Linked DNA regions of Homo sapiens: region 1 is linked to region 2. A link is an interaction called in ENCODE POLR2A ChIA-PET data of the cell type or tissue named here. Cell type or tissue: Panc1. All regions are shown on one strand.

The links. Peaks named below come from ENCODE experiments on the same cell type or tissue, not always from the same donor. Only the 100,000 strongest peaks of a DNase experiment are listed, where the experiment ranks them.
Region 1: POLR2A ChIA-PET joins it to region 2 with 14 read pairs; 3 of 35 experiments call an interaction of 5 or more read pairs at or near these places.

What each region holds. Positions count from the first base shown.
Region 1 is chr2:232,564,427-232,572,426 of GRCh38, reverse strand. EIF4E2 (eukaryotic translation initiation factor 4E family member 2) reads right to left here. Exons shown (of 7, transcript NM_004846.4): 5 at 5,446-5,598; 6 at 5,213-5,349; 7 at 3,217-3,482. The coding sequence ends at 3,410. Among named protein-coding and RNA genes, the nearest start is that of EIF4E2, 18 kb to the right of the region's middle. RefSeq lists an enhancer at 3,330-4,529. In Panc1, no CTCF peak of the experiment used is centred here; a DNase peak (open chromatin) is centred at 4,036.
Region 2 is chr2:232,650,772-232,658,771 of GRCh38, reverse strand. The region is part of intron 1 of EFHD1 (EF-hand domain family member D1); the gene reads right to left. Among named protein-coding and RNA genes, the nearest start is that of EFHD1, 21 kb to the right of the region's middle. In Panc1, no CTCF peak of the experiment used is centred here; no DNase peak of the experiment used is centred here; H3K27ac peaks cover 1,527 bases.

The DNA of each region.
Region 1 (8,000 bases), 86 kb after region 2:
GCCACTGCACTCCAGCCTGGGTGACAGAGTGAGACTCCATCTCAGAAAAACAAAACAAAACAAAACAAAAAAAGAAATTTCTTCACATGGAATCAGTGGAAATAAAATAGTGGGCCATAATCTTTGGTATAATCACTCTTATTCTCATAGGCCCACAGCTCGGCCAAGAGGCAAATCTACCACCTAAAACTAGGTGTGAATAGTCTAGCTATTTTCCATCTGGCATTCCAGGCATACTGGGTAATATTAAAACTTCCTTCTTTTAAAGGTAAAGAAAGAACAAGTTAAATGTAAGAAGTGTCATGACTGGAGTTTCTAAAAACAGAAAAAATTAATTAGAGGTTAATATAGGCAACAAGGAATTCTGAACAGATTCAAAAGACAGAGGAACAAAGAGCTCTTTTAAGACCACTCTTGGCCCATCTCACGTACCAGAAAGCAAATCCTGTGCAATTCTACACTTCCCCCTACCTCTACCCAAAGGCTGCAAGGTTCATAGCCTTGCGCTCACTGCTCTCTATACTTAGGGAGGGGCTCAGCCTCCTGCTAATCTGGGCTCTCTTCGCTTTGCCTACCAGTTCGGTGGTACATATCACAGATGCAAAGCCAGGCCAGCAATTAAGCTGGGGTAACCTGGTGCTACTGGACTATGATTTAGCCATGCCAGGAGAAGGGAATGGGTTGGTCCTTGCCTATAAAAGTTCAGTGTTGAAATACAATGATATCTAGATGTGGGAAAGCCTCCACAATTTGACCTGTCTCTTCTCTGAGATAAAGGAATAAAGAGAATCACCCACCCTCCACTCCTGCAGAGAAGCCGGGCCAGTCTTTCCCAGTGCTGTAGCCCACTATGGGAATTTGGCCTGTTTTCCTTTTCCATTCCAGGCTAGATGCACAAAAGGAATCAGTGGGACTAATCCAAAGAGGAGTTTCTTCACAAAAGACATTGCTGTTTCATATGGCTCCGAGCCCAGTTTTATCCTGGTAGCCCCACGATTCTGACTGTATTATGAGATTTCTCCTCAAAGCAGAGAATATGGGGAACCCACATCTATGAAAACTCGACTACAAGTTGGCCTCATTAAAAGGAGCTATGACCTGAGCAAGAACTCAGTTTAACAAGTTGTCCACGTCTTAGGGGTGAATGAACTGTCAGCAATAAACAAGAGCAGGAGCCCTCTGCAGCACAGCAGCTCATCACCCGCCTGCTCTGTGCGGCAGGCAGTGCCTTGTAGCACACTGAGGGGAACAGCAGGAAAAGGCCACAAGCAGTGTGACTGGGGAAAGGCTGGAAAAACCCAACGGTTGAAGAAGGACATTGGGAACTGGGCCAAAAATAGCAAGCAGGAATCAGGAACACCTGACTGAAAAATCTAAGCTACTCTTAAAAAACTCCCCTCACCACCAGCAGCCCTATCTCCAGAGTACTCGGAGGAAAACAAATGTTGGCTCCTTCTTCCTTCATTTTCCTTGGAATTCTTTGTTTTTTGAGATGGAGTTTTGCTCTTGTTGCTCAGGCTGGAGTGCAGTGGTGCAATCTCAGCCCCCTGCAACCTCCACCTCCTGGGTTCAAGCAATTCTCCTGCCTCAGCCTCCCCGAGCAGCTGAGATTATAGGCACCTGCCACTATGCCCGGCTAATTTTGTATTTTTGGTAGAGATGGGGTTTCACCATGTTGGCCAGGCTGGTCTCCTGACCTTGTGATCTGCCCACCTCGAGCTCCCAAAGTGCTAGGATTACAGGCGTGAGCCACCTCGCCCGGCCTCCTTGGAATTCTTAAGTCTCAGTAGCAGCTGTTCCTTGGCTCAAACCAAGTCATATCCATGGAAGAGCCACAAGGAATAGAAGAAAGCAGAAATAGTTCTGACTTTTGTTCATATTGACAAGGATCAGAAGGGTCTCAAGGTCAGTTTGGTGCTTCTAATCAACTCTTACTCTGGGAGGTGACATCAAGCCTATCCCCTGGAGCAGTTACAATACAGCTGAAATTAAAGTTAATGTATGTAACAATTTTTGAAGGCAAGAGGGAAAGAGCCAGAGAAGGTAATTCTTTGACAAATACTAAAAACGTAGAGAATGGGCCTTTCCATATTCCAGCAAATCTCTCATTTTATAGGTACTTCAACCAATTTTGGATATGTAATAAACAAAGATGCAATGACACAAACACCCCTAGAATACTGAGCCCACAGTGCTAATCCTAATAGGTGTTATGCAGGATCTTGGGCCACATGGAGATCAGAGGTAAGTCAGGATGGTACAAGCACAGGGTATCACTGCCAAAGTGGAACAGCCACTCTGGAAAACTCAACCTTAAGTCCACAGACACTTTCACAGATCCTCTCAGGCAGGCTGACCCAGTGTTTGCAAAAAAATGATTGTTTATTATGTTTTTGGTGGTAGCTCCTAAGAAAACCTAAAGTAGCATGAGGCTTGCTGAAACTCTACATGCAGGTTAGGGGCCTAAAGGCCAAGCTGCAGCACATACAAGCCAAAGCCACAAAGCACACAAGGGGTCCGTACGTGCTACGGTCAGATATCCTACAGAGCAAACTCACACGGGATGAAGACGTTTCCCCTACCCCAGATCCTGATGTGCAGTAACACCGGGCCCAGGAGAAAGGGAAGGGCTGTAACCCTGAGATCTTGCAAGCAGGGCTGACTCAAAGAGGAAGATGACCTGGCTCTAAAGGGAAAGCAGAAGGGAGAAGGCTGGAAAAGAGCTGTGGCTTGGGCAGCTTTGGCACCAGCGAGAAAACCCCATTAGCACAAAGCAAGGAAGCTATATACACACAGCCACACAGACAGAAGCAGGGATTTACCTCCAAGCAAGAGATTTCTTTGAAGTAAAGGCGAATGGAAGTCAGCGAAGCAAAGGCCAAGGATCCCCCTTTCCAACCTGAACAGACTTTCAAGCTGAATTCTATATCAGAAATCACTCTGTTCTGGTCATCGGTGTGACTAGATGGGAACTCAAATTTAAGTACCAGAAAATGGGGTCTTATTTTCTAAGCTAGATGTCACCTTATTATGTCAGGCCTCAGCAGTCCTGGAACAAAATACCACATGACACTACACAATGGGCTTATGGAAATGAGGCTGCATTCCCCGGATGGCCCTCCATGGAAAAGTCTGTGCCATCCCTTAATATGGTGACAGTCAGTCCGAAAGGCCACATCTTTGATGCACCATAAAGAGCAAGAGCATGAGACAAGCTAGTTTAGCACCATTTATTAAGTGATCTCAGCTGTTGTTGTAGCTGCTGCGTGTCAGCCTGTTCTTAAAACATAAAATGCTCTTCCAATTCCTCTTGTCCAGGACAGAAGGATCTTCCAGGTAGCACGCCAACAGAACAAGAGACTCCGATGACGCCAGCTTCAATGATGGTGCCATCCAGAGAGGGAGAGGGTCATGGCACATTCAACCGCGGCTTCCAGAGGTTTTGAAAAAGGAGCCTTTGGGGGCCCAGCCTGCCTGGCATTCTAGTGGAAGTGCAAAAGGTTGGCTCATTGGGAGAGGAAAGAGAGGGGGACGCAAGGGAAAGTAGCATCTGGGTCTCAAAGAGGGTTGGTCTTCTGGTCTCTACAGCTACAGGGCTGAAGTCCCAGAGGCAGACCTCTGGATAAAGCAGAGAGCAGCAGGCCAGTCTTTCTAGCAGACTAAGGCAAAAAGCCCACAGGCTCTCCTAAACTCTGTAAGGACGTGTACATATGTTTCTGTAAAAGTCACGAAGAACTGCCTTATGGTATTAGAAAGGGAGAAGAGCAGAGAAGGGGAGAATTGATGAAAAATACCTCTTTCCCTCTCCTATCCAGGTAAAAAGCTTATTTTGGGGGTAAGTGGGAGTAGGGGATATTCAGAAACCTTGAAAACGAGAATCCTAGAAACAGGTGTAGATCTCTCCAGCCTGGACTGAACGTGGCTAGAAGTCAGAAACTACTTCTATCCCAGAATAGAGAATAAGAAAAATGTGCCCAGAGTAAAGCAATGCTAACACAGGACTGCTAAGGCAAGCAACCACAGCCATGGCTGGCTAATAACTGTTCGTGACTATGATGAGTCATGCCAGCCGTTTGATCATGGACCAACGCCCATAGCAGTGTTCCCACTTAAAAACTGGCACTTAGCTGGTTTAAGCCAACTCCACTCCACATTATCTATGAATGCATGGGAAAGAGATTCCCAAATGGTCTGTCTGCTGAACATAATTGCTGGGCTCACTACTAGCCTTCAATAATAACAACATGATGATATTCTTACTAATGATGATGATGATGATAGCAATACTACTACTTGGCCCCGTAAAAGCATTCTCCATCTGAAGACCCTCAGTTAAAGATTAAATCAGCCTCACAATAGCCTTGTTAGATAAAGTACTGTCTCCCACTTTACAGATGGAGAAACTGAAGCAAAGTTGCAAAGACACTTGTCAAAGGCACATATTGGTATGGGGCCATATGAGAGAACTAAACCTAAGAGTCCTAACTCTTAGCTGGCTAGCTCTCCCTCCAGCTTTGAGACAATCTGACAGCCACTCCCCACACTTTTTCACAATAGCCTGAGCTTACTTCTGACACTCAATCACTGAGGAGCAAGCCTAACAGTGATTCTCACTGTGGACAGAGAGCTCTATTTCCCTGAGTCCTAGGGAGATTGCCAAGCTTATTTTCCCTGTGGCCTTCATGCTTCCCTTTGATTCTGCTCTCTCACACACACACTATCCCCCTTCTTCTAAGAGTCAGCTCTATACACAAGGAAATGGAGTCATTCCTGATAAGTAGTCAGTATCCCAGGACAAAGAAAATAGACTGAAGCTAACAAGTTAAAAAGACATGCAGAAGTGGGGTGAGGGTGGGCAGGGTGAAATTATCTTAAAAAACAGCAAGAAAAAGAAAAGCACTTGTCTTTCATTTTAAGATAGTGGTTAGCATATGAAAGACAAGACAGCCTGTAGAAATTAAGCAAGCCCAGGTAGTACAACTGGGTTTCTGCAGATGGGCTCTCTCTGCTACAAAGCACCTGGTAGTATAGGTGGCAGGGAGCCTCGCTGACAAAGAACTGCAGCAAGTAGCCAGAAGCCCTAGAGGGAAGGCCTGGTCTGTCCCTTCTCCACAAGTAAGTCTCCTGTCCGGCCATATTCCTCTGGGCCCAACTACAGATCTACTTATACTAAGCTTAGGGACACGTCCTCCCATAACCCCCCAACACGTACTTGATGCTGTCGGTGTGAGTTTTGTATTCCATAATGGTGTTGGGAGGTAGGTTAAGCACTCGCCGAAGTGTGTCCCGGATTCGGGCTGTGGTTGCTTGGTCACTGGCAGTCTTATTCCATATTGAAATAATGTCTTCCTACCAGAGGAACAGAAGGAATCATCAAAGCAAATCAGGGGCAGCGAGGAGAGCAAAGGCAACACAAGAAACCAGCCTGGCTCATGGGTGGCTTACCTGAAAGCGGACAGACACCACAGCCCCACAGATCTCCTCCCCAACCATGAACTGTTCCCCCAGCATGGCCAAAATGAGATTCTCCCAGCAACGGGAGGCCAAGCCCTTCCGCAGCCGAATAATCCACTTGCCACCATTTTTATTTGCATCATCCTGTAAAAAGACAGAAAGCACTGAAGTTAAAATATGGTTTCACAGCCTTTTTTTGTATGAAGGCAGTAAAAAGCCAAGAATCTCTTAAACACTAAGAAGTCATATCACTTTCCAATTATTCAACTCTATAGAAAAACTGATGGTAGGACTAGGGAGAGAAGAAATGGGGAAAAAAAGAAAAACAAGGCTGGGATCCTTGGCATAAGCCATTTATTAAAATGGCTAAACAGACCTTTTAAAAATAATCCCCTTTACTGGAAATACTTTAGGAATCAAAACGAAATGATGTCATATTTCAAGCACAGATCATCCGTTTACTTGCTAAAAGTACTGAATGTCTGCTGGGCGCAGTGGCTCACGCCCGTAATCCCAACACTTTGGAAGGCTGAGGTGGGCGAATCACGAGGTGAGGAGATCGAGACCATCCTGGCTGACACGGTGAAACCGCGTCTCTACTAAAAATACAAAAACAAAATTAGCCGGGCATGGTGGTGGGCGCCTGTAGTCCCAGCTACTCGGGAGGCTGAGGCGGGAGAATGGCGTGAACTCGGGAGGCAGAGCTTGCAGGGAGCCGAGATCGTGCCACTGCACTCCCGCCTGGGAAACACAGCAAGACTCCGTCTCAAAAAACAAAACAAAACAAAACAACAACGACGACAAAAAAAAGTACTGACTGTCACTACATACCAAGTACACAGACATGAAGCCCCAATCTAGTTTTTTTTTTTTTCTTTTTTGCGATGGAGTCTCCCGCTGTCACCCAGTCTGGAGTGCAGTGGTGCGATATCGGCTCACTGCCACTTCTGCCTCTTGGGTTCAAGCGATTCTCCTGTCTCTGCCTCCTGGGTAGCTGGGACTACAGGCACATGCCACCACACCCGGCTAATTATTGTATTTTTAGTAGAGACAGGGTTTCACCATATTGGCCAGGCTGGTCTCGAACCCTTGACCTCGTGATCTGTCTGCCTCGGATTCCCAAAGTGCTGGGATTACAGGAGTGAGCCACTGCGCCTGGCTGAAGCCCCAATCTCTACTCAGATCCAGTCCAGTAGAAGAGACAGCCAAGGATATTAATTACAGCAATGATACTATAATTATAAGTGCTGCTGTTAACAGATATGCACACTATGTTAAGGAAGAACAAGATAGTTGGAAACAGTCAAGAAGTGGGTCTTTTTTTTTCTTTTCTTTTTTTGAGATGGAGTCTCGCTCTGTCACCCAGGCTGGAGTGCAGTGGCACAATCTTGGCTCAGTGCAACCTCCACCTCCTGGGTTCAAGTGAGTCTCCTGTCTCAGCCTCCCGAGTAGCTGGGATTACAGGCGCGTGCCACCACACCTGGCTAATTTTTGTATTTTTAGTAGAGACGGGGTTTCACCATGTTGGCCAGGCTGGCCTCAAACTCCTGACCTCAGGTGATCTGTCCACCTCGACCTCCCAAAGTGCTGGGATTACAGGCATGGGCCACCATGCCCTGCCAAGAAGTGGGTCTTAAGGTCAACGGGAGTGAGTCAGGAAAAGCAGCTGAAGGGCACTGCGGGCACTGGGAAGAACATGTCTGTGCATAAACTGACAGGAGGGTCCACCTGCAGGGAAGGGAAGATTTAGAGATGATGGGAGATGAGGCTTGAAAGGTAAATGAGGTGCAAGATCATGTGAGCAATGAGGAGCTGTATAAGATGGGTGGCGTGGATGTGACCACATTTGTCTTCTCGAAAAATGCCATGGCACCAGAATAGAAGATGCACTACACCAGGGCGCAGCCGAATACTGGCTCTGCAAAGTTCTAGGTCTCCAGTTCCTGCCTTTAAACTTATTTTCTTACCCACTTTAATCATATGTGTACTATGTAAAAATATTACACACACGCACAAACAAGTTCTATAAGGATAAAGGTAACTGAAAACAAAAATCCTTTAATGTTCTAATACCATTTTAGTCATAAAACAGTCTTTAAAAAACACCCAGCACCAACCCACACAGACAAAAAATGGCATCAGTGCATTTCTCTAGAGGCTCGGGTTCCAAGGATATACTGGAGAGTGATGCAGTTTTGAGAGACTTTAAAACACTTTTAACCAGCTGGGCACGGTGGCTCACGCCTGTAATCCCAGCATTTTGGGAGTCCAAGGCGGGCGGATCACGAGGTCAGGAGATCGAGACCATCCTGGCTAACACGGTGAAACTCCGTCTCTACTAAAAAACACAAAAAATTAGCCGGGCGCGGTGGTGGGCGCCTGTAGTCCCAGCTACTAGGGAGGCTGAGGCAAGAGAATGGCGTGAACCTGGGAGGCGGAGCTTGCAGTGAGCCGAGATCGCGCCACTGCGCTCAGCCTGGGTGACAGAGCGACACTCCGTCTCAAATAAAATAAAATAAAATAAAATAAAATAAAATACTTTTAAC
Region 2 (8,000 bases):
AGTCATTCCCCACTCTCCCCTTGCCACCCCTATCCCCCAGCAACTACTAGCCTTTCTGTCTGTATGGATTTGCCTCTTGTGGACATTTTGTAGCCCAACAATATTCCACTGTATCAATATACCACACTTCGTTTCTTCACTCATCAGGTGATGGACATTTTGTTGTTTCCACCTTTTGGCTCTTATGAATAGTGTTGCTTTGAACGTTCATATACAAGTGTTTGGACATATATTTCCATTTTTTCGTGTATATACCCAAGATTGGATGCTGGGTCACATGCTTATTTAGTTGTGAAACGTTACTGTCAAGTTGATCTAACAGAAAACCACAGCTGACCTGATGTTACCACTCAGGGTGAGCAACGCCCTCTAGCAGGCAGGCTCTTATGGGGAAGAGAAGTATGGATACAATTAGGCGGACTGGCTGTTAGTTAAAGCCACCTGGAAAGGGTGCTGACTCTCAGATTCGCTGGTGACACAAAGTTGGGGCAGAATCTAGGCCCAAAAGATCTCAGCAAGCTGGTGTGATGTCCACAGATAAAATATAGCAAAGAAAAATGCAAGGTCCTGGCTGGGTGCAGTGGCTCATGCCTATAATCCCAGCACTTTGTGAGGCCGAGGTGGGTGGATCATCTGAGGTCAGGAGTTCGAGACCAGCCTGACCAACATGGTGAAACCCCGTCTCTACTAAAAATACAAAAAAATTAGCCAGGCATGGTGGCGCATGCCTGTAATCTCAGCTACTCAGGAGGCTGAGGCAGAAGAATCTGTTGAACCTGGGAGGCAGAGGTTGCAGTGAGCCGAGATCGCACCACTGCACTCCAGCCTGAGTGACAGAGTGAAACTCAGTCTCAAAAAAAAAAAAAAAAAAAGAAAAGAAAGAAAAATGCAAGGTCCTAAACAAAGAATTACCATAGGATCCAATGGAGTCTGGACACTAGTATTCTTTTTTTTTTTTTGAGATGGAGTTTCATTCTTGTTGCCCAGGCTGGAGTGCAGTGGTGCGATCTCAGCTCACTGCAACCTCCACCTCCCGGGTTCAAGTGATTCTCCTGCCTCAGGCCTCCCGAGTAGCTGGGATTACAGGCGCCCACCACCATGGCCGGCTAATTTTTTGTATTTTTAGTAGAGACAGGGTTTCATCATGTTGGCCAGGTGGGTCTCGAACTCCTGACCTCAGGTGATCCGCCTGCCTCGGTCTCCCAAAATGCAGGGATTACAGGCGTGAGCCACCATGCCTGGCTGACACTAGTATTCTTAGCAGCATTATTCACAGTCACCAAAAGGTAGAAACAACTCAAATGCCCATTGACAAAATGTGATCTATACAAACAATGGAATTTCATTCAGCAATGAAAGGGAAGTGAACTCTGACCCATGCTCACAGGCTACAACATGGGTGAACCTTGAAGACATTGTGCCAAGTGAAATAAGCCAGTCGCAAAAAGGGCACCTCATTGTATGAATTCACTTATCAGGTCCCTAGAGTAGTCAAAATCATCGAGACAGAAGTAGAATGGTGACTGTCAAGGGCTGGGGAGGTGAATGGGGAGTTAGTGTTGAATGGGGACAGAGTTTCAGTTTAGGAGGGTGAAGACATTCTGGAAATGGATGACAGTGATGGTTGCATAATAATGTCAATGTTGTTGCCACTGAACTCTATACTTAAAAATGGTTAAAAATGGTGAATTTTGCTGGGTGCAGTCAGGCTTGCCTGTTATCCCAGCACTCTGGCAGGCCCAGGCAGGAGAATCACTTGAGCCTAGGAGTTTCAGACCAGCCTGGGCAACAAAACAAGACCCCATCTCTACAAAAAAATTAAGAAAGTACCTGAATGTGGTGGCCCACATCTGCGGTCCCAGCTACTCGGGAGGCTGAAGGGGGAGGATCACTTGAGCACAAGAGTTTGAGGCTACAGTGAGCTGTGATCACTCCAGCCTAGGTGACAGCATGCGACCCTGTCTCAAACAAAACAAAACTGCTAAATTTCACATTATGTATATCTCACCACAATTTTTAAAAAATGCAAGGTACTGGCTGGGAGCAGTGGTGCATGCCTCCAATCCCAGCACTTTGGGAGGCTGAGGTGGGAGGACTGTTTGAGCCCAGGAGTTCAAGACAAGCCTGGGCAACATAGTGAGACCCTGTCTCTTCAAAAATATAAAAAAATTAGCAAGGCATAGTGGCATGTGCCTGTGGTTCCAGCTCCTCAGAAGGCTGAGGCAGGGGGATCATTTCAAGCCTGGGAGGTCGAGGCTGCAATGAGCTGTGCTCATACAACTGCACTCCAGCCTGGGTGACAGAGTGAGACTCTGTCCCAAAACAATTAAAAAAAAAAAAAAAAAGCAAGGTCCTAAAACTAAGACCCCCACAGACTGACTTTCCCAGCACAGGTTTTGAGAGAAATGGCGCTCACTTGCAACTGTGACCACACCTTCAGGGGACTGGGACCCTACAGTGAGTCAGGGAGGCTGCCAGAAAACTCATGGGCGAAATAAATCATAGTGGCAAGTACAAAAAGTCCTGAATCCTGAATGCAAGGGCCACAGTCCTACCCACCTCATCATGGTCTGCCCCACTCCACACAGACCTCACACTTCAGGGAGGCCATGGGCCTGGTCAGTGGGAAGCAGCCAAGAAGACGAATGGACTTAAGACCCCACACAGGCCGGGCACGGTGGCTCACGCCTGTAATCCCAGCACTTTGGGAGGCCGAGGTGGGTGGATCACGCGGTCAGGAGATCAAGACCATCCTGGCTAACACAGTGAAACCCCATCTCTACTAAAAATACAAAAAAAGAGCCGGGCATGGTGGCAGGCGCCTGTAGTCCCAGCTACTCGGGAAGCTGAGGCAGGAGAATGGCGTGAACCCAGGAGGCGGAGCTTGCAGTAAGCCGAGGTCGTGCCACTGCACTCCAGCCTGGGTGACAGAGCAAGATTCCGACTCAAAAAAAAAAAAAAAAAAAAAAGACCCCACACAAGGACAGGACAGGGGTGGAAGGAACAAGTGGGATCTGGCAAAGAGCTGCCTTCAGATGTTGCCCAGGGGCCCAAAGGCTGCCAGAACTGGGCTCTGTGCATGGAAATGGGTGAGACAGACTTTAGCTAAGTGCAAGGAAGTGCCTTCTGGCAAAACGGCCAACTGGAACTAGACCTGAGAAGTAAAGAGAGCTTGCACAAACCGGCTGGGAGGGACAGTCTCTGTTACACGGAGTCCCAGTCAAAGTTAACAGGTTCAGTGTGGAACTTTCCAGAGCCTTCCGTATGTGTCCAAAACTTACAAGAGGGAAACAGAGCACACAGACTCATCTGACCACACAGTCCTCTGCATTTGGGGATTTTCTGTTGAGAAGACGTACCTTGGCAATGCGGTTTTTCAAGGAAACCCTCTGAGAAGCACTTCTCTGGTCAAGTCAGCCTTAGAAGGGGTGGCCCAGTTAAATGACCACTAAGGGCAGGTACAGTGGCTTGAACCTGTAATCCTAGCTACTCCAGAGGCTGAGGCAGGAGGACTGCTTGAGCCCAGCAGGTCAAGTCCAGCCTGGGCAACACAGTGAGATCTATCTCTTAAAAAAGAAAAACATGACCACTAAGGTGCCTTCAGTGCCAAGAGTCTGGATAAATGTCTTCTGCCCACCGCTCACTGCCCAGCACACATAGCGTGTTCCAACAGAATTCGCAGAACAGGCTGAAGTGATCAATGTGGTGCATATGACACGCCAATCATTTGGGACATGAACAAAGAGTGAGCAGAAAGGAAGGAGAGTGAAGCGAGTAAGGGAGGAACTGAAAAGCCTGGGTGTAAGGAGACAGCAGCGCCCAGGAACAGGAGACAAACTGACTAGGCAGATGGGAGGATAAGTAAAGGTCAGGGAATAGGCAGGAATCTGTCCTCAGCTGGGAGAGGAAGCACCAGGGAGACGGCTTCCCAGCCCACATAAGCCGGAGCTAGCGCAGCCTCCCGCAGACACAGAGGGGCTGTCACATGTGAGGGACAAGAGGCTCTCCCCAACACAGGGAGGGGGATGAGAAAAGCCATCCTCTGGCAGGGCACGGTGGCTCACGCCTGTAATCCCAGCACTTTGGGAGGCTGAGATGGGAGGGTCAACTGAGGTCAGGAGCTCAAGACCAGCCTGGCCAACATGGCGAAACCCTGTCTCTACTAAAAATACAAAAAACTAGCCTGGTGGGGTGGCGGATACCCACACCTGTAATCCCAGCTACTCAGGAGGCTGAGGCAGGAGAATTGCTTGAACCCAGAAGGTGGAGGTAGCAGTGAGCCAAGATTGTGCCACTGCACTCCACCCTGGGTGACAGAGTGAGACTCTGTCTCAAAAAAAAAAAAAAAAAAAAAAGAAAGAAAGAAAAGAAAAGTCATCCTTTTACCTCTGGGGTTCGAACTGAGAGGAGTCTAGAAGACTTGGGAAACCTTCCTTTCAGGCCCCAAAGCCTGCAACGTTCTCCAGGCCTAACAAAAAAGGTCAAATATGTCAGAAAAGACCTTGGCAAGCTTAGGAAATATTGAAGGAATTCCAACTTCTTTCTTTTCTTTTTTTTTTTTTTTTGAGATGGAGTCTCGCTCTGTCGCCCAGGCTGGAGTGCAGTGGTGCGATCTCAGCTCACTGCAACTTCTGCCTCCCGGGTTCAAGTGATTCTCATGCATCAGCCTCCCGAGTAGCTGGGATTACAGGTGCCCACCACCACACCCACCTAATTTCTGTATTTTTAGTAGAGACAGGGTTTCTCCATGTTGGTCAGGCTGGTCTCGAACTCCTGACCTCAGGTGATCTGCCTGCCTCGGTCTCCCAAAGTGCTGGGATTACAGGCCTGAGCCACCGGGCCTGGCCCCAACTTCTTTAAATGGGCAAGAAAATTTGGTTCAATTCCTTTGGAGAGAATGTGCTGGGAAACAGAAGCCCACTAGCCCAGTGGGCAAGTCCCATAGAAGGAAAAGGGCCATTGGTGTTCTGCTGAGAGCCACCAGCTGGGTACAGGAATAAAGTGAGTGTGGAGATATGACCATGTAATGTGGAGGGGAGAAGGGCAGGAGAGAAAGGAATCCTGAGCCAACCACCCCCTTCAATCCCAGCTGCTCAGTCAGGGCTGCTTTCTTTTGTTCCTGCTGGAAGCATCAGCCAAGTTCCCTTTATTTAAGTCCTGGCAGGACTCTAAAGCTACCACAGGCCGGGAGCGGTGGCTCATGCCCGTAATCCCAGCACTTTGGGAGGCCGAGGTGGGCGGATCACTTGAGGTCAGGAGTTGAAGACCACCTGGCCAACGTGGTGAATCCCCATCTCTACGAAAAATACAAAAATTAGCTGGACCTGGTGGCGCGTGCCTGTAATCCCAGCTACTTGAGAGGCTGAGGCAGCAGAATTGCTTGAACCTGGGAGGTGGAGGTTGTGGTGAGCCAAGATCATGCCACTGCACTCCAGCCTGGGCGACAGAGTGAGACTCCATCTTGAAAAAAGAAAAAACCAGCTGGGCACAGTGGCTCATGCCTGTAATCCTAGCATTTTGGGAGGCCTAGGCGGGTGGATCACCTGAGGTCAGGAGTTTGAGACCAGCTGGCCAACATGGCAAAACCCTGTCTCTAATAAAAATACAAAAATTAGCCGGGCGTGGTGGTGGGTGGCTATAATCCTAGCTACTCAGGAGGCTGAGGCAGAAGAAACTCTTGAACCCAGGGGACAGAGGTTGCAGTGAGCCGAGATTACACCACTTCACTCTAGCCTGGGCAAAGTGTGAAACTCCGTCTCAAAAAAAGAAAAAACCAACCACCCCACCAAACAAAAAGTATAATAAAAAGAAAAAAAATAATAAAGCTACAACATCAGTGGCACCCCCTCTCCTATGGAGCCAGGATATATACACCAGAAACCTATCTTTCTCTCTTCAAAGTGACCCTTGGAGGGTTTGTCTAGTCACTTCCTTTAGGGCCTGGATTTGCAAGACAGGCAGGAAAAACCTCACATCTTCATCATCTCACTATTCTATCTGCTTCTCTCAAAATGCCTGATGTCTACCTAGGGAACTGCACACAGCAGGGTTCCAAACATGTAGTAACTAAAACTGGTCGGCTTTGCAGTTCACGAGGCATTGTCTCATGTACTGATCCTTTTGATCTTCACAACAGTCCTGTGAAGAATTAATCACAGCCGCCTGCCTTTATGGTTGCCTGAGAGCTTAGAAGTGCCAGGCACTGTCCTAAATTACCTCACTGAACACAGCAGTACTGTGAAGTGGTTATTAGTAGCCCCGCTTCAGAGATGGTGAAAACTGAAGTAAGTGAATTCCTGGGGATCAGAATGAACCCGGGGTTTCAAGCAGACGCTAAGCTTTCGAGTACAGTAGGAACGATGTACCCGTGAACTTGGAAGGGGCTAGAGAAGGCACAGTGTGTGCTCAGTGTCCCCATGTCCAGGTCACTGTTGTAACTGTGAGAGTTAGACATTTGGCAATTATCTCTCCAGATGTAGACAGAAATGATAGGAGTCACGTTTCTGAATATTTGTGGATTCTGATTTTGGCCTCAAAGCATGGTCCCATGGCTACCGACATATGCAAAGGAATTCATTGTTCGCCAAGAGGAATGCTGATGTTGCCGCCTTGCAGACATTCAGAGAAACAGTCTCACCAGCCATACCCTTCAAATGAATGTCATCTGATGTAATCCTTCAAGGCTCCTCTGAGGGGTGTGGTGCTGTTTGGCTGATGGAGAAACAGGCCCACCAAGGTGGATCAGCCCAAGATCATCAGGCCCAAGGAGGACCCCCAGCCTGACCCCCTAACCCGCAGCTCTGCCCCAGGCTGGGTGATATGGCCAGGAGTTGGGTTTTAGGGAAGTGAGACTTGATTTTCAGGTCAGTCCTCATAATGCCAAGGTTGCCCCTCCAAAATAGTTCACAAAGACAGAAACTGGAGTTAGGTATTTGTTTTGTTTGTTTTTTGAGATGGAATCTCCCTCTGTTGCCCAGGCTGGAGTGCAGTGGCGCAATCTCGGCTCACTACAACATCCGCCTTCGGGGTTCAAGAGATTCTCTTGCCTCAGCCTCCTGAGTAGGTGGGACTACAGGACCCTGCCACCACGCCTAGCTAATTTTTTGTATTGGAGTTAGGTATTTGAAAAGATAAAGGAAAATAGACAAGATAAAGAATCCTCAATGTGCTCATCACACAGGCAGGTGTGGCTGAAGGAAACTGGGAGTGAGGGGCTCAGCCTCCCAGGTAGGGTCCAGGGCCAAACACACCGGGGGAAGGGGGAACACTTATCTTTAACCTGCTAGAAGGTTCTCCAAGCAACTGCAGTGTGAAAGCCCCTTAAGACAAGGCTACCTGCAAACAGATGATCTTATATCAAACTTCTGAGCCTCTGGGAAAGGCAAATGCAGGTGGATTTGTTTTCTTCATTCTTGAAAGGTCTGTTGCTCCCTCTCCTTCCATGAAAATGCTATCACATTCCTTGCAATTTGGAATCCAGCCATGTAGAAAGGGAACCCCACAGAATAGCACGCCTGGCACCCCTCCCCTGGGCAGAGATGCCCTTCCCAGCCCCAGAGCTCCTGAAAGTGGGAGGCCTGGGGAGGGAGGATGAACCTCAATCCAGGAGGGAGGCCCTGGCCCCAGTGAGACCCCACAGAGCCCCAGCCCTGGGCCCAACTGACCGGGGCCTGCTTTCTCCCCACATGCTTGGCCTAACCCTGGATCCCTCCCTCCTTATTTCAAATGATCACCGTCTTTCCTTTTTCTCCCTACAGCCTACATCTTTCAAATGCTGTCAGGCTTATTGGAGTTCCCTGAGCTCCCAGCTCCTTCTCTGCCAACATCTTAGCTCTTTTTTTCCCTATAATTTAAACGTTAATCCATATACATATATATTTTTAATTAAAGGCAATCCAGAATAGACCAGGTGTGGTGGCTCACACTTGTAATCCCAGCACTTTGGGAGGCTGAGGCGAGCAGATTGCCTGAGGTCAGGAGTTCAAGATCAGCCTGGCCAA